5 separate regions of the Homo sapiens genome follow, and all the other regions are linked to region 3. A link is a loop called in an ENCODE intact Hi-C map of the cell type or tissue named here. Cell type or tissue: heart right ventricle. All regions are shown on one strand. Each heading gives the region's core, and the rest is flanking DNA. Links, peaks and the distances in the headings are about the cores only. Region 1 holds the start of PHC2 (polyhomeotic homolog 2). Region 2 overlaps TRIM62 (tripartite motif containing 62). Region 3 overlaps PHC2 (polyhomeotic homolog 2). Region 4 has its middle 17 kb from the start of ZSCAN20. Region 5 overlaps AZIN2 (antizyme inhibitor 2).

Region 1 (6,017 bases), core at 458-5,457, 62 kb before region 3:
AGCAGTCTAGGAAGGTGAAATGTACGTATATTCAAAATTACCTTTGATGATCCCTTTAAATGTCTATAAAGTTTAGCACATTTAGTTTGAGGCACAGAGCCCTGTCCAGTAATCCATAAATATATTAAAGTTAGAGAACCATGGCCAGATGTGGTAGCTTACACCTGTGAATCCCAGAGTTTTGGGAAGCCCAAGTAGGAAGATTGCTTGAGGCCAGAAGTTCGAGACAAACCTGGGCAACATAACAATTACCCGGGTGTTGGGGTGCATGCCTGTAGTCACAGCTACTCCTCGGGAGGCTGAGGCAGGAGGATCACTTGAACCCAGGAGTTCAATGTTATAGTGAGCTATGATCACACCACTGCACTCCAGCCTGGATGACAGAGCATAATTCTGTCTCTAAAAAATAAATAAATAAATAAAATTAGAGAATCACTGAGCTAAACAAGTCTGTACACAGATGTTTGTGTTTTTAAACTACTGTGCCTTTAGCTAAACTATCAAATCCCTAAGGTAAAAATGGAAAGACAGGCATAAGCCGGACGCGGTGGCTTATGCCTGTAATCCCAGCACTTTGGGAGGCCAAGGCGGGCAGATCACCTGAGGTCAGGAGTTCGAGACCAGCCTGGCCAACAAGGCGAAACCCTGTCTCTACTAAAAGTACAAAAATTAGCCGGGTGTGGTGGCAGATGCCTGTAATCCCAGCTACTCAGGAGGCTGAGTCAGGAGAATAGCTTGAATCCAGCAGGCAGAGGTTGCAGTGAGCCAAGATCGCACCATTGCACTCCAGTCTGGGTGACAAGAGCGAGATCGGACTCAAAAAAAACAAAAAACAAAAAACAGACAAACAAAAAAAAACAAAAAACAAAGGAAAGACAGAGAATTCTACAGTGCCCCTTACCTACCTGGTGACTCTATTCTCTTAATATATAGCCTCTGTGACCTTAACACATGTCACTTGTCACAAGGTATATTTGCTGTGGGATTAAGACGTAACACCATCATATCTTGAGAGGAGACAAAATTCTATTAGAGAAGGGATTCTAAGTCCAATCCTAAATTAAATAAATCTGATACAATGAGACTAGCTTTGGGGGCCAGATAAACCTGGATTTGAACCCTAAATCTGCTACTTACTAGCTGTATAACGTTGGGCAATTTGCTTAACTTCCCAAAGTCTCGGTTTCTTAATCCATAGAATGGTCACAGTAATTCCACCATGTTGAGAAGACTGAATTTAAAAGTTTCTAAAGTAATGAGCTTCAGTATAAATCAGTGTAACTCAGCATTAGCTCTTAATAGCTGTTTGACCTAAATTATGTCACATGGCCTCTCTGAGCCTCATTTTCTCTCCTTTGTAATACAGGCATAACTATTCTGCCTATTAATCTCAAAGGTCACTGTAAGGAAACAGTAAAACGCTGTACAAATTATGTACAAGGATTTTCTCAACTGCACAGCACACCTGAAATTGTGAGGAGGTGCTAGGAGACCCCTGCTGGATTTGAAAAAACTGGCGATTGTCCCGGGTCTGAAGTCAAAAATGATCTTAGATCTCCACTTTTGCCATTTAATGTTGTTGTATGATCTTGAGCGAATGATCTAACCTCTCTGAGCCTCCACTTTCCCTACTATCTAGTGGGGTTAATAGGACAGACATCACTTTCTGCAGCAAAGTGTTAAGGCACGTGGTAAGTGCTCAATAAATGTTGGCTGAATCTGGATCTCTCTGGCTGAGACAAATCTCTCCATCCGCAAGGTGGGAAAACTGCGCGTGGTCGCCATGTGGCGCTCAGGTAGAGGAGATGCTCCCGGGGGCACCGGGCTCCGGCACCTCCCCACTCCCCCGCCCACCCGCCCGTTGCCATGGCCACCGGTTCAGGCTGGGAGCAGCACTAAGGCGTGTTCCGCCCAATCCCCGCCCTTCTAGGGTGACCATTGGCTGGAGCGGCCACGTGACGCGCGCTGGTATGCTAATATATGGTAATAGCGCCCTCGCCCCTCCTCCGCGGGCAGCGTCCGAGCAGCCAGCAGGGTGCGCGGCGCCGAGCCGAGGGGGCGGGCTGAGGGGCGGCCCCCGGGAGAGAGCGGCCAGGTGGAGGAGGAGCGCGGAGGCGACCGCAGGTAACGGGCGGGCGCGTGCGCGCTGGGGCCAGCTCGCGGCTGACGGGCAGCGCGCGGGGGACACCGGCCGCCGCGCTGCCGGCTTAACCCTTTGGGCACCCAGCTGTCACGGTCGGGCCGGAGCGCTCGGCCGGGACGGGCCGCGCGGGGCGGGGCATTGCCATGGGCACGGACAGGCGGGCGGCAGGCGGCCTGACCCCTGGTCCGCGGCGTGGGGCCCGCGCTGGGAGCCCGCAGTCCCGGCCGGCGACCGGCAGAGCGCGGCGCCCCCGGGCCGGGAACGCGCAGCGAGGAGGGCTGCGGAGAGCCTGGGGCCGAGGCTTGCCGGGAACGGGAACCGGAACGGGAACGGGCCAAGGTCCCGTCAGTGACTCGCTTTCTCCGGGGACCGACCCCCCTCCTGCGGAGAGGCCCGCGCCGCGGCAGCCCGTGGTCTTGCGCGGCCTGCGCCTGCTCCGCTTGTCCCGCAGAGTGCGGTGAGACCCGGGCGTCGGGCCTGACCGGGGCGCCCGCTCCCCAGCCGCGGCGTGACAGCGCAGCCGCTGGCACTTTCGGCCCAGAGTCAAGCGTGGCGTGGGGGGCACCAGCAGAGGGAACCGGGGGTTGCTGGAACTGGGAGGAGAGAACAGTCGTCTAAAGGAAAAGCGGGCCCCAAGGTTGGAGAAGGAGGGATGCCCTAGAAAGGCGCTGGTCCCTTGTTTTCTGTGCTGAGTGATGACCTGACACCCATGGGAAAAGGTCGCTGCTGGACACCTGGATCGGGTCTGTCATACACGGAGGAAGCGGCTGTTCTACGTGAGTGTCTAACAAATTTCTTATAAGGCGAGGTTTAAATTCATCTTCCCCCCTCCCCAGGTCTGCTACAGAAGTGTCTTCTTGTAATTATCCCCCTCCCCCAATTCACTAAGACTGGTGGCAGCTTTAGGCTCACAGTGTAATTTAGCTTTTGCGACAATAGAAATGGTAGGAGGAGAGATGCGCCACTGATACTAAGCTTGCCCTGGGAGTTTCTTGGAAGTGTGGGGTAAAAAATATTTCTATCACCAGTGGGGATGAAAAATCGGCTAATGCGCCCGTGATATCAATAGAGTTTCTTTTGTGAGTCTAAAGTCGTTCCTTCTAAATCAAGAGAAAATGCGGTTACAATTGAAAAGTACCAGAAACCAATTTGATTTTGCAAGTGAAGTGCAAATTCCACTTCCACGTTGCTCTTGATGTCTTTTATCACCCAACAACAAATACTTGGCATATGCCAGGCACTCTGCTATGTCTTGGGGATGCAAAGATGAATAAGATAATTAGTCCTTGTCCTGAAAGAAGTGGTAGGAGAAACAAATGAAATTGCTAGTAAAAGTGATTAACAGCATAATAGATGTGAATGCAAAGGGCTTTGGAAGCACAGAGGAGGGAACAATTAGCTGTCTGAGAGGACCAGGGAAGGCTTTCCAGAGAACACATTTAAGCAAGGTGTTGAAGGATAAATAGGAGTTTACCTTGCAGAGAAAATTGGAAAGGACTGAAAAGGCAGCCAAAGCGGGGGAACAGCGAATGCAGCCACATAAAGAATATGTTATCTCTAGGGAATGGCTTTCTATTGTAACTATGGCTTTTTTTCCTTCCTCTGTAATGTAACTTTCTAAAAGTAGCCTAGAATTTCTTATTCCCAGCACAGTTGTCCAGTGATATTTTTCTTATTGTTTTCTCCCCCATATTTTCCCCTCATCAGTTTTTCTGAGCCTCATTCCTGGTCTTTGTCACCCATATCTTCCCAAGTAAGGGTCCATCATGTGGAGGTTGAATAGGAGTAGTTTTCAGTTGCTCCAAGGGAGAGGGCCTGAAACTGGGCATAATGTTTGGCACTAGAGGCAGCATCTGAGAGGGGCAAATCTAAATCATACAAAAAGAGAATACATGACCATAACTAGGGAAGCAATGCTGAATGTCAAATTTGTGAGACCTGGGGAAATAAGTAGTAAGATCAGAAGCTGGAAGGATCTGGATTAAGAGAGGATTGGAGTGTGAGATGGGTCAGGGCAAGTAGTCCAGGATTGAGACCATGAATCGTGCACATGCAGCTGAGCCCACTGTTGCATGGTGCCAGCTGTGCAGAACAGCGGTGGATCTGCCAGACTGGGCCAGGCCCTCCATAGGCTTTCCAATGCCTCCTCCTTTCTGTTCACCCTCCCTCCTTACTATTATCCTCTTCTCTTCATCCCAGTTTCCACCCATGTCTCATGCATTGGGCTTCTTTTAATGAGGTCTTAGCTAACAGAGCAGAGAAAATCCCATTCTGCTGTCTTAGCATCTATCTCTAGAACTATAAATAGTCCATTTAACCTCATTAGCCATCAACTAGCCAGCCTATTTTTACTTCCTGATCATTTAGAAGCTGAGCAAGGTTGGGCCCAGAGTAGCAAAGTGGACCTCATCCCCAAAACTCTTCTAATATTTGAATCAGATAAAGGCCTTTTTGCTTTGCTTAGACCACATTTATTTTTAGAATGGATTATGGTGAGTTTTTGGCAAATTTCCTGTTTTGAATTATATTACAGATCAAGTCGTGTAAAGAAGGTGTCACTGGGGTGACATGCTTAATACGGTCTGCTAAGATTGATGATACTGTAAGTGCTGGAAAATCATGGGCGGTATTTAAGCAATCTTCTCAGTCAGTGTATTTACTGAACACCTGCTTGTGTGCAAATACTATCCTGTATTTGTGATGTGGAGGAGACAGGAAAATGAGAGTGGTGGTGTAGTATGGGGGTTATTCTCAGCTAAACAAAGATTTGGATCCCAGTTCTACCAGGTACTTGCTACATGACTTTGACTTCAGTTTCTTCATCTGTAATAATGCCACCTACCCAATATAGTTGTGAGGACTAAATGAAATCACAAATGTATAGCAGTCATTTAGTACCTTTTTGAGATGCTTAATGCGTGGTATTATAGGAGTTGAGAAAAGAAAAAAAATGGTGATAATTGAAGCCATATGATTAGCTGAGTTCACTGCTGGTAACAGCATAGAAATAGAATAGAGGATGAAGGACTGAAGCTTGAAGATACATCCCACATTTAGGGAGGGAGGGAGAAGGCATGGAGTCCGTATGGTAGAAAATAAGAAAAGAAGCAAGAGAACCATCTAATGTATTTATCCAACAAATGCATTCTATTCACCACCATTTGTTGTGTACCTGACAGATGCCAAGGCCAGTTAGACACGCTATTAACCATGAGAGTGTAGTATCACAGAAGTCAAGAGAAGAAAAAGTTTTGAGCTGCAGAAATTCGTCAGCAGTTTGAAATTGTACAGAAAGAGTGGGAAACATTCATTATACTTAGTAAACAGAAGGTCATTGGTAACTTTTTGAAAATGATAGCTTCAGTAGAGTGGCGGGGGTGGCCATGGGGATATGAAAAGCCACATGAGAGAGAACTGTGGCATGAGATGCCGATAAGAAGTGGAGACAGCATGCGGATCACCTTTTGTATGTTTGGCAATGAAAGGAAGAAAAGAAATAGAAAAGTGATTAGTGAAGGCAGCACAGTCAAGCGGAAGATTAATTTTCCCTGTCTGCTTCATTATTTTCGTTGACCTAAAATATTATTCTTTTTATTTCATATCCTTAATAGCAAGTCAGCAGTTCATTTCTTAAACTTACTGCTTTGATAACTACCTGAATGTTTCACTGAACAGTAATAGTGTAGCTGTCGTTTATTGAGTGCTCACTATGTGCTAGGCATCGTGCTAAGCTCTTTGTATACATTCTGTTCATTATCCCATTTAATCTTCCCAGCACCAGATTATAACCACACAACCTCTTGGCAGCACGGAAAGACTAAGTAAATTGCCAGAGGTCACATAGCTAATGAGTGGCACAGATGGGATTTGGATC
Region 2 (6,017 bases), core at 623-5,622, 230 kb after region 3:
CAGGAACTCCCAGCGCCAGATTCATCATGTCTGTTGTGACCAGGAAAGCTGCCCCCATCTGCAGGAAGCCACTATGCCAGAAAGCTGCTGACTGCAGAACTAGGCTCCCTCTGCCACGGTCCGTGCCAGCCAATAGATGTCCTGAGGCCTGCCCCTCTCCCACTTCACTCAGTTCCCAAATCTAAATTTTTACAAGAGATTCTGTTTGGGGGAACTTAAGTCAGATCCAGAACCTTGGCTGCAAGGGAGTCTGGGAAATGTCATTTCCCTAGAAGGAAGTTAGGGTGGGTGGAGCAAGCCCCACCTGCGTTTTTCTGCCACAGCATCCAATCGTGAAGAACTCGGGAGAGGGTGGAGTCCACATCTAGGGTTGTCCTGCCCCTTGGCTCTATCCCTGCCCAGAGGTGGGAACTGGAGGAGTGGGCTGCAAGACTGAGCCTAAATGTCTCCCCGGCCTTGACTTTTCTTTCTAGTCCTGGGGCCTAGATTCTGCACTTGGGGTCTCTGACACAACACACCATCCCAAAGTAGCCGGAAGAGCTAAACACAGGGGGTTCTTAAAATGGCTGCCCCCGCCACCCGGGCCTCCCTTGGGCAAAAGGAATTGTCAGCCCTACCCCAACCCTTCAACTACCAGAATCTGGGCCACCCCAGCAGTATTTTTATTTAAAATGTTGCCCATTTTATGAGTTATGATCAATTTGTATTAAATTAAAGTTACAGATGTCAGTAGCCAGTTCCATTCATTTTGACAAACACACAGGCCCACCCAGCTCTGTCCCAGGCAGTGCACACACATGAGCATAGCTAATCCACAAAGCAGCCCGGCTGGGTAAATGGTATTATGCTCATTTTACAGAGGAGGAAAATTGAGGTTCAGAGAGAAGCCAAGACTTACCTGGGGTCCCATATCCCATGCTGGCAAGTGCCACACCACAAACCTGTCCAAAAACTTACCAGCCAGGGAAGGCTGTCAGTCTTTACCTGGAGGAGAGGTGGTGGTAGTCTTGGGAGCAGGCAGCAGGCAGCTCATGGGGCAGTGGCAAGAGCCTGGTCTCGGGAACCACACAGACCTCAGCTCAAATCCAGGCTCCATCACTGTGTGACTTTAGAAAAATGACCACCCTCTCTGGGACTCAGTTTTCCCACATGGAAGATGAGGATACCAATTTCACATAATTTATTGGTAAGCTGTAAAGTGCAGTGCACTTAAGGAGGCCCTACCCTATCCCCCCAGCTGCCTCCCAGAGTCAGTGCCTGGAGCTGTATGGGTTTCCTGAACCTCTGGGCTGGCTCTGACCCAAGAAGTCTGTCTTTCTCCTTATGGGCTGTGACGGGTATGGAACCACCTAGACCAGGACCATCCTGAGGTCCATCCCACCTCTGACTGATGAGGAAGCATCCTGGCTGGGAGTTAGGACAGGCTCTGCATGTGGACACACAGGCTGTGCACACTTAAGTGGAAAAGACTGTCGACTAAAGAAGAAATATCAAGCTTTTAAAGAATTAAAGTTCACTTTACTTAGAAGTCTTACTGAGTACTATAGACAGGCCTAGAGCCCAGCAGCGGCCCTTTAGAGAGGTTCTATCAGTCGGGCCCAGGACAGTATTTTAGCCCACTGCTTATATACAGGTGGTGGAGGTTTAGTACACGCAAAATCACATCACACTTGCTCAGAAGTAACATTAAAGCCACCGGGCGCAGTGGCTCATGCCTGTAATCCCAACACTTTGGGAGGCCAAGGCAGGCGGATCACCTGAGGTTGGGAGTTCAAAACCGCCCTGACCAACGTGGAGAAACCCCGTCTCTACTAAAAAATACAAAATTAGCCGGGTGTGGTGGCACATGCCTGTAATCCCAGCTGCTCGGGAGGCTGAGGCAGGAGAATCTCTTGAACCCGGGAGGCGGAGGTTGCGGTGAGCTGGAGATCGCGCCATTGCACTCCAGCCTGGGCAAAGAGCGAAACTCCGTCTCAAAAAAAAAAAAAAAAAAAAGAAGTAACATTAAAGCGGAATCATATATCAACGTTTGCATGTAAGAGTGTGTCTGGGCTATAGATTACAGAGGCATAATCATGAATGCCATCAGACACTATCTTCTGTACAGGAAAAGGCAAGGACTAGGTTTATTTATCTTTTAAGGAACGTAGTGACTCAGGCAAGAGACATGGGGGCCATGCCCACTATTCTGTCTTGTCTCCAAAGTATCCCTCCACAGAGCCGCACATGGTCACAGAGTCAGAGGCTTGTGAAATTATGCTGGCAAACAGAAATGAGGGAAGTAGCTTCTTCCATTTGCTACTGTGTCTCCCAGGCCACTGGGTGCTCTCTGCAGTGTGCAAGGGAGTACAGCACCCCTGGGAGCCCAGGACTGGTGTTGGCTTTCTGTTAAGTCATTTTCACCCTAAGCCATTCTTGGCCTCCTCACCCACAGAATGAGGGAGGTTAGGCTGCAGGCCACAGGTGGATCTTCATCTACAGCCTGGAGCTGGGGAGAGGGAACCACCCCAGTCATTGACTCGCCTGGGTTTCTAGGAAGAGGAATGAGAACGAGGATGGGAGAGGGGCTGTTGGCAGGGGTGGGTGGAGAGGTCTCTGATTGTCTGATGGAGAGCAGCCCAGTTCACAGGGAAGTGACTGGGGTGATTCTGAGACTAGAGTATCCCAAGCCCTCCCCCATCCTCTCAGATCCCTGTGACTGCTCTAAAACCACGCCCTCTCATTTTGGCTCAGTGGATCTGTCTTTGCTCAGCCTTCTCCCTCTGGGGTCGGAGCACCCCCTCCATGGCGCATTCCACCTTCTCCCCACTCAGCCTCAGCAGCAGCTCCAAGAAATGCTGGCCACTTCCCAGGCTTTACTCACAGTTTCCACGTGTGTGGAAGTAACTATAGAGGCCAAATTTGCATTATCAACTGGGGACTCCTGGAAATGGGGGTGTCTCCAAGAGATATATTTGATACACGTCCAGAGAATTCCTGAAGGAAAGAATCTGGGGTTGTCAGGCTGATATCATGAACCCCACATTTAACACATTAAGTGAAGAGAGGGGACAAAGGCCAGGCTTGGGAAGGAAGGAGGGATCAACAAAGCCCTTACCCAGGACAGATAAAAATGATAGAATGGCAGTAACCCCATTTGGAGCCCCCATTTGTAGTCAGCAAGCAAAGTACTGGTCCTTTTTACACCTTATCTAACCATCGAGACACGCCCCTGTGGTTGGTATCATTATCTCAGTGTTTGAGCAGGGAAACGTCACTTCCCAGAGGACCCACAGCCAGTACTCGGCAGAGCTGGAAATCAAACCCGGTCCATCCAAAGCTAAAGCCAGATGTCTCTTTACTGGACCTCTCTGGAAATGCTTCTCAACTTTGATGATGGCTCCAGTGACAGGCAGCAGCCACCAGGACTGTGATCTCCCTGGGATTTAAAGTGGGAGGTTAAACCAGGCTCCACGCCACTGCGGAATTGTGCAATTGTAAGTCAAGTCTCAATTGTGAGCCAAGCTTCTCCCAGGGTCAGAGGTGGAGTTAGAAAGGCCCCATGTGACCCTGAGCAAGTCTCTCTCCTTCCCTGGTCCTCAGTTTCCCCATCTCTATTGGGGAAGGGTTAGGTATCTATTCTAGTTGATTAATTGCCAGGGCCTGAGCTCTGATGGTCCAGGATTCTGTAAGTCTAACGTTAGGTCCCACGGCTTGCCCTGCTCAGCACCTAATAAGGCCATTAGCTCTGGCTCCTTCTCTCTGGGGTGGCAGCAGGGACAGAAAACAACAGAGATACATTCTCTTGGCAGCACAGAACTCAGCTCAAGGGTTCTGGGGATGGGGCCTTCCCTCCTGCCAGGGAGGCCATCTCGAGAGGCTGACTGCTCACACCTGGGCAGCACTCTGTCTCCTCCCCTCCTGCCTGGGTCCCAGCTCTGTTCACCACCCCAAAGCACATCACCACAAGGTCAGTTGCAAAGGCCCGGTATCACAGGCTTAAATACAGAGGGCTAGGAGGGAGGTGGGAGGTGGGAGAGGAAGGTGGAGTACTAACAAAGGTGTTGAATTATCACTGCCCATCAGGACACGGTTATTTCCCCTTACTCTGGGACACCAAAGATTCTACACAATCTTCCTATAATCCTGAACCACAAAAGGGAGGCACAGCCTCCAAAAAAAAGTAGGAGAGGGGAGGGGGGAAGTACTTTTATTTTGAAATGTGTTCATTTTTCTTTGTTTTATTTTCTATCTTGATGAAAAGAATATATTTTTAAACCTAAATACAAAATAGTACAGTTTTCTATTTTTTTTTAAGTTCCAGGATACATGTGCAGGACGTGCAGGTTTGTTACATAGGTAAATGTGTGCTATGGTGGTTTGCTGCACCTATCAACCTATCAGAACAGTTTTCTATCTGCTTTAAAAATTTCAACAGTTCTATCATATTTCTATTACAAAATGCTCCCCCCTCCCTTGAAATTAGATGAAGAGGGGGAAGGGTTGACACTGTGGACCAGAGACCCAGGGACTTCCTACCCTGATGTCATGATAAGGGCTGGGGAAGGGCTTTCAGGAAGCTGGCATCAGAGGCACAAAGCTTCAGGTCCTGGTGAGCTTCCCAAAACTGTGAGACTAGATGTGATCGAATCTGAATGCTGGAAGGGTCTGAGTGATCCTCCAGTCTAACCTGAAGCCCAGAGAGGGTTAGTTTCTAGCTCCACATCACACAGCATATGGTGGAGCTGAGATGAGTACTCAAGTGTCCTGGTTCCCAGTCAGCACATAGGGGAGGGAGATTGACTAACTGAGAGGGCCCCAGCCCAGGCAAAGAAAAGGAACACAGGCCAGGCTGGAAGGGACAGGGCCAGAGCTTAGGAGGGAGGTGCTCAGAGGAGAAGGGTCCCACATCTAAGAAGGTCTGCGGGGGTACAAGAGGGCCTATCAGAGTTGGGGGCTGCAGCTCCTCCGAGAGGAGAAGGAGGGGGCAAAAGGGTGATCAAATCAGGAAGTCCTCCCTGGGGTGTGCATGCCAGTCAGCATCACGGGCCCCAACATGGCTGATGAGAGACCCCTGATCTCAGCCCTGCCATTTACATAGAAGAAAACTGAGACACAGATGCAAAGACAGCAGCCTGCAGGGCACAGTCAGGGCCAGATCCAAGTCTCCTGACTCCCAGCCATCGGCTCTTTTCATGCAAACTTCAGTCTCCCTCTTGTGGATTCTGGTGTCTCCTCCTACCCCCTGGGAACCTGGAGCCTGAGCAGAAGGAGAAGGGGAGAGAGGAGGGTTCCAACAACCCCAGGCACCAGGAGCTGGGTGCCTTCCTCTGTTGTCCTCTCCAAGGAGAAGAGAGAGCTGGCCTGGACCTCCAGGGCAGAGCCACTTCATACCTGCCCACACCTGGTCCTCCTTTGCTGGCAACAGAGTTCAGAGCTAGCACCAGCCACAGCAAGGACAAAGCCCAGCCCAGGCAGCTGCTGGAGCTGCAGGGAGTCCCAGGTAAGTGAAAGCATTGGGACTGATGGCCCAAGGGGGTTCCCTGATTTCATGGCACTAGAGAAAGCCCTGGGATATCAGGTGGTTTGAATGTTTTGAAGTCTTTTTCCCCAGAAAAGAGGCTCTTGCCCCCTCACTCCCTGCAGGCTGAGCCCCTGTGCCTGCTTCCTCTGCTTACCACATACCGCAGGTCAAAGGCCCTCCCTGACCAAGCTGCCAGATCTGCCAATCAGAAGCGAGGTCCTGGGGCCCAGCAGCACTGTTCTTGCCACTGGGAGAAGGGAGAAGCAGATATGGGACCTGAAAGGTCACCAAAAAAAGCAGACAGGCTGGAGGTTTGTGCCTCTCACCAGGGTGGGGCTGTGAGTCGAGACCTGGGTAAACCCCAGCTCCGTCTCTGACTCACCAATGACCCTGGACAGCTCCTTCATCGCCACCGTAAGCATCCCTGTTCCTCATCGGCTGAACAAGAGGGACAGGCAAAGGTTCTAGCCTGAGGCAGCTTCCTGGAGTTTGTCCATTGGTACCCCTCTCTCCC
Region 3 (5,000 bases), core at 1-5,000:
GAAAAAGAAAAGGGCATGTCTCTTACTGACCTTTAGGTTAGTAACTCCCTGTCATCCTCCCAGTGTCAGGGCTCTCTGTGGATAGCTCAGTTCTCTCAACATGGGATCCCCCTGCAGCTCTGCACCAAGGTCAGAGATGGGACAGGGCTGGGGGATTGCTCCAAAGCCAAGGACCACAGACGTTCCTGAAGGAGGCTGAATAAACCAAGGAGCAAAAGAGGGGGGAGAAAGAAATGGATGAGGGGGACACAGCTCACCAACAGAACCTCCTATCTCCTACCGCACATGTCTCTCTCATTAGATCAACCTGGCAGCCTCCCCAGCAGCAGCCCAGCTCCTCAACCGGGCCCAGAGTGTGAACTCTGCAGCAGCCTCAGGCATCGCTCAGCAGGCTGTGCTCTTGGGCAACACGTCTTCCCCAGCCCTGACTGCAAGCCAAGCACAGATGTATCTGAGGGCACAGATGGTGAGTACCCATGGCCAGGGCCATGGCTCAGAGGCACCAGGAGGACAGAGGCAGAGAAGCTGGGAGCTGGGAGCTGGAGAAGGGTGGGGAGGAAGCACTAGGGGCAGGGGCAGGAGATAAGGGGTGGGATAAAGAAGGGGGCCTGGAAGGCTGAGTGGGAGCTTTGGTACAGCCTCGAAGAGTCATGAAGGGTGGGGCTCCAGACTGAAACAGAGAAAGTTCCTGCGATGCCACCTTTCCTTCTCCTCCTAGAGTGAAACAGAAGTGTCCCCTTATCAGAAACTCCTCAAAATTAATCAGGATGGGCAGAGTGGTTCATGCCCAGGTGGTCCTGGACACCCAGACATCCATATACTTGACAGAAATGGAGTCTTCCCCTTCCCACCATCCTTACAAGGACTGGCCACCTCTAACTCAAGGGCCAAAGATGCTTTCCAGCTTCAGCGTGCCTCCATTGCCCTCCCAGCGGCCCCCATTCTAATCAGGGTCAGGTGAGCTTGTTTGGGCAGGATATACTCAGGATAGCACCAACTCTTTCCTTTGCACCTATCCCTGAGGGGTGCAAAGGTCCTTAGGAGCCTACCAGGTCCCTAAGATTTAGGAGAATGCCCTGGGAAAATGGCAGCATACTCCCTGGGTGGCAGTAGCATGCAGCCCCAGCTAGGGCTCAGTCACTGTGGGTCGTGTCTCATACCTCCCATTCTGAAGTCTGCTCCTTCGGGCTCTTGACACACTATCCCGAAAGTAACACAGTCCCACCCCTCCCTTTGCTCTTATGGCCAGGACGTGACCCTCGGAGCTTGTCTGGTCTTGCTCCCGCACATTTGTTCTTGGCTCTGAGTTCATCATTTGAGGCGCATCTCTATCCCCAGGGAACAGCCTCTTAGACACAAGGCATGAAATAGACTTCCATCTCCTCGGGAACTGGACAGCCACACTGTGATGCTGCTGCCCAAAGCTGACTGTGTCTGCAGGTTGCTTGTCCCTATGTCCTACTCCACTGGGGTCGTGATGCCTGCCTGTCTGCCTCCCTCCCCAGAGCAGGGCATACACCCACAGAGGAAAAAGCACAGCTGCGCTATCGCAGAGTTCTAGGGAAAGCACCCTGTCAAGGCACCAGCACATCCACACTGATGCAGAGCTAGACTCCCACGGAGGTCGAGGTGTCATGCAGAGAACACCATGGATCCTGCACCCTGCAGGATGGGATTCAGACATGAGGACGGCTCCAGGCGGTCCGCTTCCTCTGCTGTTGTTGTCTCTAGGCCCCTCTGAATCTAACTTTGACTAGAAAATGACCAAAAGGATACATCGAACTTGATCCCCTGGAGGGCAGTCTCATCTTGGCTCAGCCCTGGGTTCAGCAGTGGGTTAGACCTGGAAGGTGGTCCTAGGGCATCCATCTCGCTTCCCAGGACGCTAAGGAGGTGGTGGCTTCAGCGTATCCTGGGGATATCGGTCTCCTCTAGGATGAGCCCCTCACAGAGGGTTCTGAAGGGAACTCGGCTTTGGTGTAGCCCCAGAGCGGCTCTCCCCACCCACCCCTGCACCCAGCCTGGGTCAGGATGCAACGAGCCTCTAGAGAAAGGCAGGCGCTCCCCTTGGACTCCCCCTTCCTTTCTGCTTCTACTGTCCTGCCCTTCCTCATAGCCGCTCCTGGGCTAAACAGTTGTGTCCTGTGGCTGAGTCCACATCGAGCAGGTAAAAGGCGCCTCGTTTCCTGTGATTCCAGGCCCAGCCAGGTAACCTGGTGCAGGTAGCTAGGAGCCTAGGCGGCACTGTTCCTTTGTCCCCTCAGCTCATCTTCACGCCCACGGCCACCGTCGCTACTGTGCAGCCTGAGCTCGGCACTGGCTCCCCCGCCCGGCCCCCCACCCCCGCCCAGGTGAGGACTCCATGCTTGTGGGAGGGCAGGGGGGTGGGCACCCCTGTAGAGGGGCACTGATACTGGGGAGGGGCACAAGGAGAGGCCGGGATCAGCTAGGAAAGCAGGCGGGAGACAGGACACCCCAATGCCCCCAGGCCTGCGCGTCTACCCTGTTCCAGAAGGCCTCAGTCCCTCCTGGCTCTGTTTCGTTCCCTCAAACACAGGTCAGGAGCCAGAGGGCAGCCTGCTGAGGCCAGCATGATTTGCCAGGGAGGGGTGGGCTGTGCTACCCTCCATACTTTACACCTGCCCCAGCATAGCTGGTCTGGCTGCTGCTGCTTCATAAGTGGAAAGTCCCGCTCCGGTTACACACGGTAGTGCTGCTAGGACTCGAGAAAAATGACATGTAAGAGGGAGCAGAGACGTGTCCTGCTCTGCTAGGAGCGCACAGATACTACCGTGGCTGGGAAGATTCTGTGGGCAGCCGGGGAAGGAACCCCTAGCACTCGCATCTCCCCATCCTCATCTACGGAATGGGGAGGGTGATGGGACAGGGCTGGTAGCCGGATTTTCAGAGTCTGGCACAGCCTCCCTGTGTCCAGCAGAGGGCGCCAGGGACCGGGCTGAGTAAGCATGCCGGCCGTCTTGGAAGAGCCGGTGGCAACCTTATTCTGAGACAAGATATTTGCCCGGTGGCCTTCCTGGTCAGTTAACTTCCACTTTTGCCCTGGCCTTTTCCAGTGTGGGAAGCCCCATGCTCCCCCTCACTGGGAATTATTTCTGGGTGGTGTGCATCCAATCCTGAAAGTGTTGGGGAGGAGGGAGGGCAACAGAAGGGACAGAGCCTGGCCTCCCCACCCCTGCCCGCCCAGCTGGGCAGCAGGTCCTTCTCAGAACTCAGCCTCTTCTGCTGCTGGATGCAGTCACAGCGAACCCTCTGGCCCTCTTTAGCAACTCCACGTGCTTCTGGTTCCTCTTCTAGCCCCTAACACATTCTCTCTCTCTGATTTGACAACCTCCTGTTCTATTCAGCCATTCCTGGATCCATCCCTCTCTCCCTCTTAGTTGTATACTGGCATTGCTCCTGCCACATTCTCTGGACTCCCACAGACCCCTCTTTTCCAGGTACAGAACTTGACCCTCCGAACACAGCAGACACCAGCGGCAGCAGCCTCGGGCCCCACCCCCACTCAGCCTGTCCTGCCCAGCTTGGCCCTGAAACCCACGCCGGGCGGTAGCCAGCCTCTGCCTACCCCAGCACAGAGCAGAAATACTGCTCAGGCTTCCCCTGCAGGTGCCAAGCCTGGCATAGCTGACAGTGTGATGGAGCCACACAAGAAAGGAGATGGCAACAGCAGTGTGCCAGGGAGCATGGAAGGCCGGGCTGGGCTCAGCCGGACGGTTCCTGCTGTGGCTGCCCACCCCCTCATTGCACCAGGTAAGGTCTTCAGGAAGCAGGAATCCTTTCCCAGAAAACTCAGGGCCGTGAGTCAGGAGGAGACTTTCACACTTTCCTTTTTCCCATGGATTTGCAAAGATACCAGCCATGGATCTCTCTCTCCTCCCTCCCTATCTCAAAATGTCCATCAGCTCCTGGCTCTGTGCCATGCTTCTGGTCTAACTTTACGCAGGGCAGCCATGTTAGTTGGAATAAAGGAGTCCTTCTGCACTGTAGGCACAGCGATGAATCAGGGTACGCAGCCACAGCGGTGGAGCTGTGGGCACAACCTGGAGTGGCTGGAGGCAGGCAGTTGAACTATTTTGAAATTCTCCAAGACTCAGCAAAAAGGCCAGGGGCTAGCCAGAAGCATGTAAGAACCAGACAGAGAGATGGGAATGTAGGAAGTTTATTTTTCTCATCATTCAGCAAGCATTTGTTGATTAGTATTTGCCAATCATGTTGCCAATTCTAGGTGTGCAGAGATAAATGAGACTCAGGTCCTGCCCTCCACAGTGTAGCTGGGGAGACAGAGAGTGCAGTGCATATGCCATAATAGATCTAAGCTCTGAACACTGTCAGAACAGAAGAGCTATGTGGCTTGAGGAGAGGAGCTAGGAAAGGCTTGCTAGTGAGGGTAACACTTGAGAATAAATCTAGGAGCTTGCTTGTGAGGCAGGTCCGATGAATCCACATGCCCTGCTAGACCCCTTTCCCTGCCTACTAAAACTCTCCCTGTGCTGCCCATTGTAGGCAATCTTTAATGGGAAAATCTGCCAAGAGCCCAAGAAGCCAGGCCTATCGATCTAGGTAACAAGACCACCCTGTTTTACCATAGAAATAAATAGAGTGGCGAAGCACATGGCTTTGCATTAAAGAGAGGGTCACGCTGATCGCATCCCTGAGACAACCACTAACCTCAGTCCTCTCTCAAACCATTTTACCATCCAATCTAATCTGTGGGGTTTTTTCTTGAGAAAATACATCAAGAATATATCTCAATACATCTTTGTCAAAATAAGATAGGATTTTTATTTTTCCCTAGAGTGTGCAGTCAAAAGAAGGGAACCAGATATAGAAGCAAATCCATTCCACTTCATAAATTCTATTTTAGGACTAAGTACCAGGTACAGTGTGGGCACAGATGGTCAGCTGCCTGTCAGGCAGAATGGGTCAGAGATGCCGTCCTTCAGAGGACATGGCACATGAGCCTTGCGGCACGAGCATGT
Region 4 (6,017 bases), core at 463-5,462, 88 kb before region 3:
CTTGGCCTTCTCTCTGCTGATCAGAAGGGCCACGCCCACCTCCACCTAAGGGCTTTTGCAGTAGCTGTTCTCTTTCCCTGGTAAGCTCTGCCCACCTGTGATGGGTTTTTGCTTTTGTATTCTGGAAGGTTTGTTGTTTGTAGATGTGTCTGTGTGTATGCATGCGTGTGTGTGTGTGTGTGTGTCTGTTTTTACTAACCATGAGTTAATGCTACAAGACTGATGGTTTTAAATATGAGTCACCACGTTAGGAACTTTTGCCTGAGACAAAACAATACTCCCAGGACATTGAGAGGCTCTGTTCTCCCACCCTATTTTCTTAGCAGATAGCATGACTTTGAACCTAAAACAAAATAAAACTCTTTGAAGTCTTTCCAACAATGAAAAGACATAATTTGGTAATAATAACAATAATATGAAAACAAAATAGAATTTAAGACAAATCATTAAGTGATTAAAGAGGATCATGTGGAAATAATAAAAGCTCTATTACTAGAGCCACAAAACACACACATCAAAGCTTTTAGAACTATAAGGAGAAGGTGACAGAAGCACAATTGTAGTTTTTATTTATTCACCCAACAATGTGCCAGGCACTGCGCTAGGTGGTGGGGAATAAGCAGTGAACAAAACATCTAAAATTCCTGAGACTGTGGAGCTTACTTTTAATGGGAGAAAACAGACAATTTTTAAAGTAAATATACAATATATTATATAATCATGAGTTATATGGTGAAAAATAAAGCAATGGGCCGGGCACGGTGGCTCACGCCTGTAATCCCAGCACTTTGGGAGGCTGAGGCAGGCGGATCATGAGGTCAGGAGATCGAGACCATCCTGGCTAACACAGTGAAACCCCGTCTCTTCTAATAATACAAAAAAATAGCTGGGCGTGGTGGCGGGCGTCTGTAGTCCCAGCTACTCGGGAGGCTGAGGCAGGAGAATGGCGTGAACCTGGGAGGCGGAGCTTGCAGTGAGCCGAGATTGCGCCACTGCACTCCAGCCTGGGTGATAGAGCGAGACTCCATCTCAAAAAAAAAAAAAAGAAAGAAAGAAAAATAAAGCAATGAAGGTGGATGGGGAGAAACAAGGGTAGGAATCAAGGTAGAATTTTAAGTAATGTGTCTAAGAAGACCTCTCTAGTGAGGTGACATTTGAACAGAAGCTTGAAGAATGGAGAGGGAACCACCCATCTCTCTGGCAGAGGAAGCAGCAAGTGCAAAGGCCCTAAGGTGGGAGGTGGAAGCCAGGAGGCCAGGGCGGCTAAAGTGGAATGAGCCAGAAGAGGGATAGCGGATGAAATCAGAGACATCTGCAGGGCATAGCCGCTCAGGGTGGCGCCGTAGACTGTTGTCAGGACTCTGGCTTTTATTCTGTATGAGATATGGGGTCATTAGAGGGTTTTCATCAGAGGAGTGACACAAGCCTGTTTATACTATCAAAGAATCATTCGGGCTGCTATGATAAGAGCAGAATTGCTGGGGATAGTGGTGGTTGCATGAGGACAGAAGCAGAGGGATAAGTGAGGAGTTGTTGCATTAAGTCAGGTGTAAGATAATGTGGGCTTGAACCCTGGTGATAGACTTGGGATTAAGAGGTTAAGACATGGTTAAATTCTGGATATATTTTGAAGATGGAACTGACAGCATTGGCTGATGAGTTGGACGTGGGGTGTGAGGAAAGAGAAGTCAAGGATGATGCCAAGACTGTGGGAGAACAGATTTAGAAGAATTAGTTCAACTTTTAAAGTACTCAGTTTAAAATGACTGTTATAGGCCAGGGGTGGTGCCTCATGCCTATAATCCCAGCATCTTGTGAGGCCAAGGCAGGTAAATTGCTTGAGCCCAGGAGTTTGAGACTAGCCTGAGTAACATGGTGAAGTCCCATCTCTACAAAAACATACAAAAATTTTCTGGGCGTGGTGGCACATGCCTGTAGTCCCAGCTACTCAGGAGGCTGAGGTGGGAGAATCACTTGAGCCCAGGAGATAGACCCTGCAGTGAGCTGTGATTGCACCATTGCCCTCCAGCCTGGATGACAGAGTGAGACCCTGTCTCAAAATAAATAAATAAAACAAAACAAAACAAAATGACTATTATATACCAAGTGGCTGTGTCAAATGACGCAAAGTGCTAGGCATAGGAGGCACTTGATACCTGTGTGCACATGTGTGTATGTGTATACATGTATGTGGCACATTTCATATGTGCATGTATGTATGTATGTTGTGGTTAGAACTACGTCCACCTCTTGGTGGCTGTGTGATCTTGGTGAGTCACCCAGCCTCTCTGGAATACAGAGATAACAGAGCCTACTTCACAGGGCATGGCGATTTTAAAACATGTCCACAATTTTTTGATTTTCCCCTTAAAAAACGGTGATGTCCAATTCCTCTCCCTTTGCATACAAGCAGGCCTTAGTGACCGGCTGCTAATGAGTGGAATGCGGCAGAGGTGGTACAAAAAGACTTCCAAGGCCAACTTAGAAAAACTTCCTCCTGGCTCTCACTCTGAGGACACTCGCCCCGGGAACCCAGCCACTATGTTGTGAAAAAGTCCAGGCCACAAGGAGAGGCCACATGGAGGTGTTCTATCTCACAGCACCAGCTAAGGTTCCAGCATCCACTGCCAGACTTGTGAGTGACAGCCCTCAGGTGATTCCAGTTGTCCCAGCAAATGCCAGATGGAGCAGACATGAAATGTTCCTGCCAAGTCCTGCCCAGGTTACAGGTCTGAGGGCAAATGGATGCTGCTCTTTTGGGTTGTGTGTTATACAGCAGTAGGGAGTTGGAACACTGGGAAATTGCTAAAGCATTTTGTACACTGGAAAGCCAGCTACAGAAATGGCTCATTAGTTGGTAGGCATCCTGAGCTACTCACTAGTGACTCCAGTTAAGTCTTCCAGAGCAGAATGTCATCTCAGGCCAGGCTCTGACTCCTTCCAGCACCAGGTGGCACTACAGTCATATCTGGCCCCTTATTTCCTCCTGCCCATCTTATGTCAGATCCTCACGCTCTCTCTCTCTCTCTCTCTCTCTCTCTCTCTACCACAGCATTGAACTTCTTCAACATGCTGCACCCACCTATGCCTCTGTGTCTTTTCTCATACTGTTCCTTCTGTCTAAACCACTTTTTCCTCCGTGGCCCCCCGGACGTCAATTCCCAGCCACCTCCTTCCCTCTCCTCTGGGCCTCACTTCACCCAGTCTCATCTAAAACAGGATCCAAAACCTTCTTGTAGGAAGAGCTTCTTTCCACTTCCCTAAAGGCTTGAGATCTGCGGGGAGGGGAGAGCACTTCCCAGAAATATGCAGGGCACAGTGACTTTTAGCACTGAAGTCCCAGAAGATGGGAGAAGGCGGAGGAGAGGTGGTACCTCCAGTGGCTGATGGAGAGGGAGGAGAGGAGGAGAGGGGAGGAGGGGTCGGGACAATCTGTGGGAGTTTGTGAAAGCAATTTTCAGTAATCAGATCATCTCCAGCCCCCTGGAAAGTGTTCCCACCAAGTTTTGTTTTTTGTTTTGTGTGTGTGTGTGTGTGTTTTTGTTTTTGTTTTTGTTTTGAGATGGAGTCTCGCTCTATCACCCAGGCTCAAGTGCAGTGGCACGATCTCGGCTCACTGCAACCTCTGCCTCCTGGGTTCAAGTGATTCTCATGTCTCAGCCTCCCAAGTAGCTGGGATTACAGGTACCTGCCACCACGCCCGGCTAATTTTTGTATTTTTTTTCTTTTTTATTTATTTTGTTTGGTAGAGACATGGTTTCACCATGTTGGTCAGGCCGGTCTCAAACTCCTGACCTCAAGTGATCTGCCCGCCTCGGTCTCCCAAAGTGCTGCAATTATAGGTGTGAGTCACCCACCAAGTTTATCCCAGGGCATGTCTCACTTATGCTAAAAGCAAGTCCATTCCCACAGTAGCCCCACTGCCTTGCTGACCCCCAGGGTCTCTCCACACTCCTCTGTGGAGCTTATCCACCCTTCTGAGCCTGATTTCACACAGCTGCTCCTGCAAGGCACAGCTGATCTCTGCAGATGCCTGCAGCCATGCTGCCAGGGAGCCCAGGCAGTATGCTGCTCCCACTCTGCTGCTGGGCAGAGCATGCACAGCTGCCACTTCCTGCTGCTCCATGGGGTGCCTGGTCCTTCACCTGCCAGACCTCACAGCTCTCCGAGCCCCCAAGATGGTGCGTAGTGCCAGGAAGCAGAACAGGGGAGAATGGCTCTGCATTTGTTTTCCAGGGCTGCGGTAACAAAGTTCCACTCCCTGGGTGGCTTAAATAACAGAAATGTATTCTCTCACAGTTTGGAAGGCTGGAAGTCTGAGATCAGGGTGTCAGAAGGCTCGGTTCCTTCTGGGGGCTGTGCGGAAAGGCTCTGTTCCAGGCCTCTCTCCTTAGCTTGTCAATGTTCATCTTCTCCCTGCTTCCCTTCACATGGTCTTCCCTCCATGTGGCCTAGCTTTGGGTTCAAACTGACCCTTTTTATAAGGACACTGATCATATTGGATTAGGGTCCACCCTAATGACTTCATTTTAATTGCCTCTGCAAAGACTACCTCCAAATAAGGTCACATTTTGAGGTGCTGGAGTCAGGACTCCAACACATCTTTTTTGGGGGAATACAATATGATCCGTAACATGCTCCTTCCCTTTGTATTACAGCGTTGATCTCGAGGCCATAGACCTCATTCATTCGAACGAGGCCACAATAGCATGTGGACACACATCATGCTAGCTCAGTATTGCCCCACGCACAAACCAGGTAACTGCAGGGCTCAGAACCATCACGAGGTTGCTTTGCCCCTCAGTGTCTTTGGGAATTCCTGCACTGTCTAGGCCAGGCAGGGCCACTGCTCACGCCACCTCTTCCACGATGGCCTTTGACTTCACTCTGGTGCTCCACGTGGTGGATGTTCATATGGCACCACTTGCTCTAAGGTACCTCTTCAAGTTCTGTATAACTGCTGCCTGACACCCCTCGCAAATCAATGCCTGGGACCCTGATCCTGGGCCTTGCCTTTTTATTCCAAAAAGGATAGAGAAACTGATCTACCTCCCCTTAGAGGAGAACCACAGCAGAATTGCTCAAGTCCTGAGGTGGTACATTATCTAGAAAGATGGCTATTTTTCCCCACATCTACAGATACATACAGATATTGGACCCAGAGCCACAACCCACCTCCATTCCTCAGATCCTCTGCTGAGTTCTGTTGTTCATTCCAGACTCCTTCATTCATTCAGCTACTATTTACTGAGTCCCTAATATGTTTGAGAGACCTAATAATAACTACATGTATTAGTTTCCTATTGCTGCTATAACAAATTACCACAAATGTAATGGTTACAGGCAATATAAATGTATTCTCTCCCAGCCCTGGAGGTCAAAAGTCCAAAAAGGGCATTCTTCTGGAGGCTTGAGGGGAGAATCCTGTTCCTTGGCTTTTTCAGCTTCTAGAGGCCTCACATTCCTCGGCTTGTGGCCCCATTCTGTCCTCTACTTTTTTTCTTTTTCTTTTTCTTTTTTGTTATTTTAATGTTTTTGAGTACATAGTAGGCGTATATATTTATGGGGTACATGAGATGTTTTGATACAGGCATGCAATGTGTAATCACATCTTGTAAAACGGGGTATCCATCCCCTCAAGTATTTATCCATTGTGTTACAAACAATCCAAGTATACTCTTTTGTTGTTTGTTTGTTTGTTTGTTTGTTTTTGAGACAGAGTCTCACTCTGTCACCCAGACTGGAGTACAGTGGCGCAATCTCAGCTCACTGTAACCTCTGCCTCCCAGGGTCAAGCACTTCTCCTGCCTCAGTCTCCCACATAGCTGGGATTACAGGTGCCTGCCACCACACCCAGCTAATTTTTGTATTTTTAGTAGAGACGGGGTTTTACCACGTTGGCCAGGCTGGTCTCAAACTCCTGACCTCAAGTGATCCGCCTGCCTCAGCCTCCCAAAGTGCTAGAATTACAGGCATGAGCCACTGCGCCTGGCCAAGTATACTCTTTTAGTTATTTT
Region 5 (6,017 bases), core at 484-5,483, 270 kb after region 3:
CTTCTGCAGGATGGGGGTAGGGCAGATGTTGTCAAACAGGACTGAGTTGAAGATCCCATACACGCCCTCATCAAGGTGGTACACGATGGTCTTGGAGGTGGAACCATTTTCCTCTGCAGGAGGGGAGGGTTCAGAGGCAGCACAAGTAGCAATGTGAGGGGGTGGTAGTGGGGCTGACACAACAGTGGGCTCAGTAAGGAAGCAAAATGGCTACCCATTCCTCAACCATGAGGCGAGGCCTACAACAAAAGCCATCAGCAGCCATCCTTCCAATGACATGGGTTCACTGCCGTGTTAGGAACACTCACCCCTGCAGCCAAGCAACCTGCCCAGGATGCACTCCCCTGCTTGCATCTGAGCCCCTAGGTGCCCCAGCAAAGGCAGAAGAGCAGCCCACCCAAACTCAAGACCCCAAAAGGTTAAGCCACTTGCTCAGAGGCACATGATAGGGCAGTGGATGAGCCAGAATGAGAAGCCAGGTCTCTTGATTGGATCAGACGGGACAATCCCCCAGGTCTATAAAGGAAGCCAGAAGAATGCCACACACGAACACAGGACATTCTACCTGGAGCCCACCACCCTTCACATGAATTCTCTCTGGGGAAAAGCGCACAGTCCTGAGGCTCCCCTGCATGAGGGTCCCAGAGCAGAGGGCAAGCCTCAAGATCAGAGTCCCTGACACCTGTCACTCACAGGCTGCTATCCCTGACCTATCTGGAAGGGGAGGGAAGAGCACTGATGTTGGTGATGTGGGCCCAGAAGCGCTGAGTCAGCCTAACCTGAACTTGAATCCCCACACTGCCCCTTATCAGCCATGTGACCTTGGGCTAATGACTCAGCCTCCCCCTGCCTATGTTGTCATCTGTAAAGTGGACTCAAACAAATGTAAGCTGTCATTAATTATTTTCATTATATTATGAGAAGCAGTAGGGTGAGTAGGAGCCTGTATTTTGGAGAGGAGACAGACATGGGGTCAAATGCAGGCTCTTACTAGCTATTAAGCAGTTCACTTGTATTCTCTTTGGTTCTCGGTTTCCTCATCTGTAAAATGGGGTCAACAGAGTATCTATTCTCTCTAAGGTTGTTTTGCTCTCAATCTTCACAAAATATGAACATGCCTAGGAAAAAAGATGCTAAATAAATGTCTTGGGGTGGGGCGACTTGACTGAAAGTTTCCCTAAAGCAAGAACCCATTCATTCTCCAGATTCCCCCATCCTCTGCCACTGGGTCTAAAACCAGATCCTGCTCAGCCAACCACTATCTGAAGCTTCAGGGGAGAACAGGGCTCCACTGCCCACCTGGCACCTACCCTCCCTGCCAGGCTGGTCTAGCAGAACCTCCTTCTTGGCAATGATGCTGACTGCCACAGTGAAGGCCGAGGTCACGTAGTAGCGCCCCAGCTCAGCAAAGATGTCCACGCCACAGCCCTCTGGGAAGTACAGGTCCAAGGCTGAGTTGATCACGGAAGCAATCTGGTAGGAGGAGAATGGGGAGACAATTATGTGTTTGAAATGTGGGCTTTATGCTGAAGACTTGCTACAGCTCCAAGTCTATTTCTTGAAAGCTGCTTTGATTTCCGGAAGAAGGATTTGGCAGCTGCTAAGGCCCCAGCTGATAACTGTGGACAGCTGGCCAAGAAGGTAGGAGGGGGACAGAGCTGGGTAGAGAGCCTCGTGCTTGTGTAAATCACCCTCCTCCATGGCCCCACAATGGGAAGGAGTCCTCTTCATATCACACTTGGTACTCAGATTCCAGAAGCCCTGATGTGGATCTTTCTTTCATAAATAACCAGTTTGTTAAATACAGTTGACCCTTAAACAACACAGGTTTGAACCGTGTGGGTCCACTTATGCATGGATTTTCTTCTGCCTCTGCCACCCTGAGACAGCAAGACCAAGCCCTCCTCTTCCTGCTCCTCCTCCACAGCTTTCTCAACTTGAAGACAATGAGGACAAAGACCTTTATGATGATCCACTTCCACTTAATGAATAGTAAATACATTTTCCCTTCCTTATAATTTTCTTAATAATATTTTATTTCTGGCCAGGCATGGTGGCTCATGCCTGTAATCCCAGAACTTTGGGAGGCTGAAGTGGGCAGATCACTTGAGGTCAGGAATTCGAGACCAGCCTGGCCAACATGGTGAAACCCCGTCTCTACTAAAAATACAAAAAATAGCTGAGCATGGTGGCTTGCACCTGTAATCCTAGCTACTTGGGAGGCTGAGACACGAGAATCTCTTGAACCCAGGAGACGGAGGTTGCAGTGAGCCAAGATTGTGCCACTGCACTCACGCCTGGGTGATAGAGTGAGACTCTGTCTCAAAAAAAAAATTATTTCCTCTAGCTTACTTTATTGTAAGAATACAGTATATAATACATATCACACATAAAATATCTGTTAATCGGCTGTTTATGTTATCAGCAAGGCTTCTTGTCAACAGTAGGCTATAGTAGCTAAGTTTTAGGGGAATCAAAAGTTATATGCAGATTTTGTAGTGTGTAGGGGGTCGGTGCTCCTAAGCTCTGCGTTGTTCAAAGGTCAACTGTAATATACTTGATTACAGAAAATTCAGAAAATACAGAAAAGGAAAAAGAAGATAAAAGTCACTCCAAAGTCTATCAACTAGATGAATCTAATTATTGTTAACTTTTTGGAGTAGTGTCTTTAATTATTTTTTATACAAACGCTATTTTTTATTATAACCATGGTAGGTCTCTGTATATGTTTTTGGAACCTGTTTTACTTAATAGACTGTGAACGACCTCCCCACATTAAGGAAGTGTTTTCATCAAAAGGATGTACCATAATTTAACAAATCCTGAGTATTAGATGGACCAGGGAAGTCCACTGGACTTCTGTTAGGAACAAAGCTAGAACAGTCATCTTTGAGGCAAATTCTTTGAGACTATCCCAAATCATTTCTGTAAGGTCAATTCCTACATGTCGGTATTCCCGAAGGAGGCGCCTTCCAAGAAGAGGCGACCTCTAGTGGTTGGAGTGGGAACTGCTAGGACACATTTTTCTTAACTTCACCTCACAGTGGGTAAGGAAAAGGGAATAGAGGAAGAGAATGGACAGGCAGCAGACCAAAGGTTGGTTTTCGTTTCCCTGCCTCCCCACCCGATATCTCATCAGCCCACCTTAGGGTGAAGAGGCCTATCCCGCCCCTTAAAGAGCCTTACGACTTATGTAAATGTGTCCTGGTTATGCCTCCAATTGGCTGAAGTGCATGGCAGGCAGAACCAGGTTCTGCTTTGGGCTCAGGAAGCAATGTAACCTCTGTGAGCCTTGGCTTGCTCAGCTGTAGCACAGGGTTAATAAGCAGTGAGATCACCCAGGTAAGCACCAAGCACTGCATGCAGTGCATAGGACCCACGCACGGTGGTCTCCCTCCGATCATCTAATCCCTCCCTATCCTCCCCGCCATAGAGCCCAGCATGACACTCCCAGCTCCAGGGTTACCTCTTCAAATCTCACTTTGGCCCCTTCTGTGCCAGGGAAGCCACCACCAAGGTCCAGAACGTGCATCTTGTGACCCAGCTCGGTGCCCATTTCAAACACGAGCCGGGCGTCTGCGATGGACTGAGCATAGGCCTGAGGGTCAGGACAGCCACTGCCAATGTGAAAACTGGGAAGAGAGGAAGAGCCTCGGCTGACATGCAGGGCTCCAAGTGCCACCACCTGAGCCCCAGCCAAGAATGACATTGGGCAGGCACATGAGACACTGTGCCCATTTTACAGATGCAGTGACCAAGGTCCTGAAATGTTCAATGGGTTGCCAAGGGCCATATGGCAAGGGAGAAGTGGACAGGAGGCTTGATCCAAGGGCTCCTGGCACTTGGTGCTCCTCCCATCCCTCCTTCTGGGATGAGAGCCAGGACCCCCAAGTCAACCAGATCTGGCTGTGCCTCCCAGTCAGCAGGGTGGCCTTGGCAGCTTACTCAGCTTTGTTTTAGTTTCCCCACCTATAATGCGGGGACAAGACCCACACCACACAAGGCTGAGAGAATGTGCATGAAGCACTTAGCACAGCACCTGGCACACCTAAGTACAGAATAAATGAAGCCCTATATTAGGTAGTTCATTGTTCATTAGGTAGTTCATTATTACTCCTTCCATATCCCTGTAAGAAAAGAGGCACACAGCTGGGTGCAGTGGCTCACACCTGTAATCCCAGCACTTTGGGAGGCCAAGGCAAAAGGATTGCTTGAGCCCAAGACTTTGAGACCAGCTTGAGCAATAAAGTGAGACCCCATCTCTACAACAAATAAAAATTAGTCAGGTGTGGTAATGCACGCCTGTGGTCACAGCTACTTGGGAGGCTGAGGCGGGAGAGAGAATTGCTTGAGCCTGGGAGCTCAAGGCTGCAGAAAACCATGATCATGCCACTGCACTCCAGCCTAGGTGACAGAGTGAGACCCTATCTCAAAAAAAAAAAAAAAAAGAAAGAAAGAAAAGAAAAGAGGCCCCTCAAGAGTGTAGCTGCAAAACCTTTGTCCTACAGGCTGGTAAGACTCCCTCAAAGCCAGGTCTCTGGATGGAACTTCCTGGGACAAGACCTTCTGGGGACCCTGGGACTGGGGAAGGGACCCTTCTAAACTTCCTTTTCAAACAGAGGAAATTCTCAAATGGAAGAATTCCAGGCCCAGGGACAGGCCCTACTCAGAGGCCCTGGGGAAGGTCTCATATAGAATTAATTCCTGGGAAAGAGGCAGGGAGCCTGGTGTGGGAGGGGATGGCAGGGGTTCCCAGTGCTCACCTCACACCCACCACCTCCACATGGTGCTTCTTCGCATTTTCAAGCAGGTGTCTGCAGGATTTCAGTGACACTCCAAACTTTAGGCTCAGGCAGCTCAGGGAGTGGGAGTCATCGGTAGCAATGCACAGAACCATCCTGATGAGACACGCAGTGCCCCTCTGCTGGACAAACCCTGTCGCCCCACCCCAGCCACATCTCTCAATCAAGGGCTGTGAGCTACATGGCTCAGAGCCACCCAACCCCACAGGCTCCCTGACCCCTCCCTCTCCCTACACAGCCAATCAACCTTCAAGTCCTGTCCAATCCATTCTCTAAATGTCCCTGACCCATTCCTGCAGCCCCTGCGCCCTGGTCCAGACCTCACCAACTCTCCTGGGGCAGCTCCAGTCCCTCCAAATCAGTCTCCACACCAGTTAGAGCTTTCAAACTTGTCGTGTATGAGAGGAACCATTTTTAAACAAAGCCTTAAGGAGAACCCATTAATACGATGGAAGCTGCTTTGGATGGACTGGAGTGGCCCATCACCTGGCCACCCCCTTCACCCCAAGGCCCCTCCTGGGAAGTCCAAGGGTGTCCAGTAATCATGTAAAAGGCACAGCCAGAGCAAAACGTCCAGCCCTGACCCCTTCGAAAGTCCATTTGCATCGGCTCCCCGCCCCCGACCAGGATCTCCTTCACCCCCTACACATAGCATGCGTCAGCCACACTAAGTTTCTGCTTACGCTTGAATGTCCCATGCTGTTTCCAACCTCAATGCATTTGCTTACGCAGTTCACTATTTATGCCCCCTCCAAATTCTATTCATTCCTCAAGGCCTGCTTCAAATGCCACTTCCTCCGTGGAGCCTTCCTGACCACTCCCTCGACTCTCTCAAGCCTGTGACTTTGGCCTCCATAACACATGGGTCTCACTCTGCCTAGGGCTTTAACCAGTTATTTCTGCCTTTGTTCTAGCTAGACCCTAGCATCCTGGGTTCAGTCCAGGAGTACCTGCCCCAACCTCCTGCAACTGTGGCTGGGTCCAGGACAGGGTGACCTGCCCCAGCTCCACCCCCTCACCCCACCCCCCCCTTCACTCTGAAGCCCAGCCTTCCCTCAGCCCAGCCTCCCCACAGCCCAGCCTCCCCACAGCCCAGGCTCCCCACAGCCCAGGCTCCCCACAGCCCAGCCTCCCCATGAGTGGTTCTCAGCTTACTTGGCACTGGGGTGGCTCTTTACCACCTTTGCCAGCTCCATCTCATTGTCAAAGCTCAGC

Evidence for each region. Hi-C counts contacts between places; a loop is a spot of excess contacts. Peaks named below come from ENCODE experiments on the same cell type or tissue, not always from the same donor. Only the 100,000 strongest peaks of a DNase experiment are listed, where the experiment ranks them.
Region 1: a loop joins it to region 3, with 10 times the contacts of the local background. A loop is called at or near these places in 18 of 110 quality-filtered maps.
Region 2: it touches region 3 in a loop (5-fold over the local background); 25 of 110 quality-filtered maps call a loop at or near these places.
Region 4: a loop joins it to region 3, with 3 times the contacts of the local background. A loop is called at or near these places in 64 of 110 quality-filtered maps.
Region 5: it touches region 3 in a loop (12-fold over the local background); 19 of 110 quality-filtered maps call a loop at or near these places.

Annotation. Positions count from the first base shown.
Region 1 is chr1:33,427,083-33,433,099 of GRCh38, reverse strand. It overlaps PHC2 (polyhomeotic homolog 2), which reads left to right and starts at 2,005. Exons shown (of 15, transcript NM_001385109.1): 1 at 2,005-2,124. RefSeq lists a silencer at 1,802-2,321. In heart right ventricle, for the core only: CTCF peaks have their summits at 2,003 (motif pointing right) and 2,647; DNase peaks (open chromatin) are centred at 1,959, 2,644 and 2,797; H3K4me3 peaks cover 3,200 bases; H3K27ac peaks cover 3,043 bases.
Region 2 is chr1:33,140,114-33,146,130 of GRCh38, reverse strand. It overlaps TRIM62 (tripartite motif containing 62), which reads left to right. Exons shown (of 5, transcript NM_018207.3): 5 at 1-732. It also overlaps a transcript of AZIN2 not described here and a transcript of ZNF362 not described here. Among named protein-coding and RNA genes, the nearest start is that of TRIM62, 39 kb to the left of the region's middle. RefSeq lists enhancers at 4,406-5,005, 5,606-6,017. In heart right ventricle, for the core only: no CTCF peak of the experiment used is centred there; no DNase peak of the experiment used is centred there; H3K27ac peaks cover 1,167 bases.
Region 3 is chr1:33,365,887-33,370,886 of GRCh38, reverse strand. PHC2 (polyhomeotic homolog 2) reads left to right here. Exons shown (of 15, transcript NM_001385109.1): 5 at 302-466; 6 at 2,265-2,351; 7 at 3,459-3,771. Among named protein-coding and RNA genes, the nearest start is that of PHC2-AS1, 18 kb to the right of the region's middle. RefSeq lists an enhancer at 3,249-4,152. In heart right ventricle, for the core only: CTCF peaks have their summits at 2,732 and 2,933 (motif pointing right); a DNase peak (open chromatin) is centred at 2,946; H3K27ac peaks cover 3,458 bases.
Region 4 is chr1:33,452,942-33,458,958 of GRCh38, reverse strand. No RefSeq gene overlaps it. Among named protein-coding and RNA genes, the nearest start is that of ZSCAN20, 17 kb to the left of the region's middle. RefSeq lists an enhancer at 3,592-4,091. In heart right ventricle, for the core only: a CTCF peak has its summit at 2,942 (motif pointing right); DNase peaks (open chromatin) are centred at 2,628 and 2,948; H3K27ac peaks cover 1,822 bases.
Region 5 is chr1:33,092,163-33,098,179 of GRCh38, reverse strand. It overlaps AZIN2 (antizyme inhibitor 2), which reads right to left. Exons shown (of 12, transcript NM_052998.4): 6 at 5,958-6,017; 7 at 4,764-4,898; 8 at 3,467-3,632; 9 at 1,311-1,473; 10 at 1-113. Among named protein-coding and RNA genes, the nearest start is that of AZIN2, 14 kb to the right of the region's middle. RefSeq lists an enhancer at 5,225-5,882. In heart right ventricle, for the core only: a CTCF peak has its summit at 2,995 (motif pointing left); a DNase peak (open chromatin) is centred at 3,012; H3K27ac peaks cover 1,087 bases.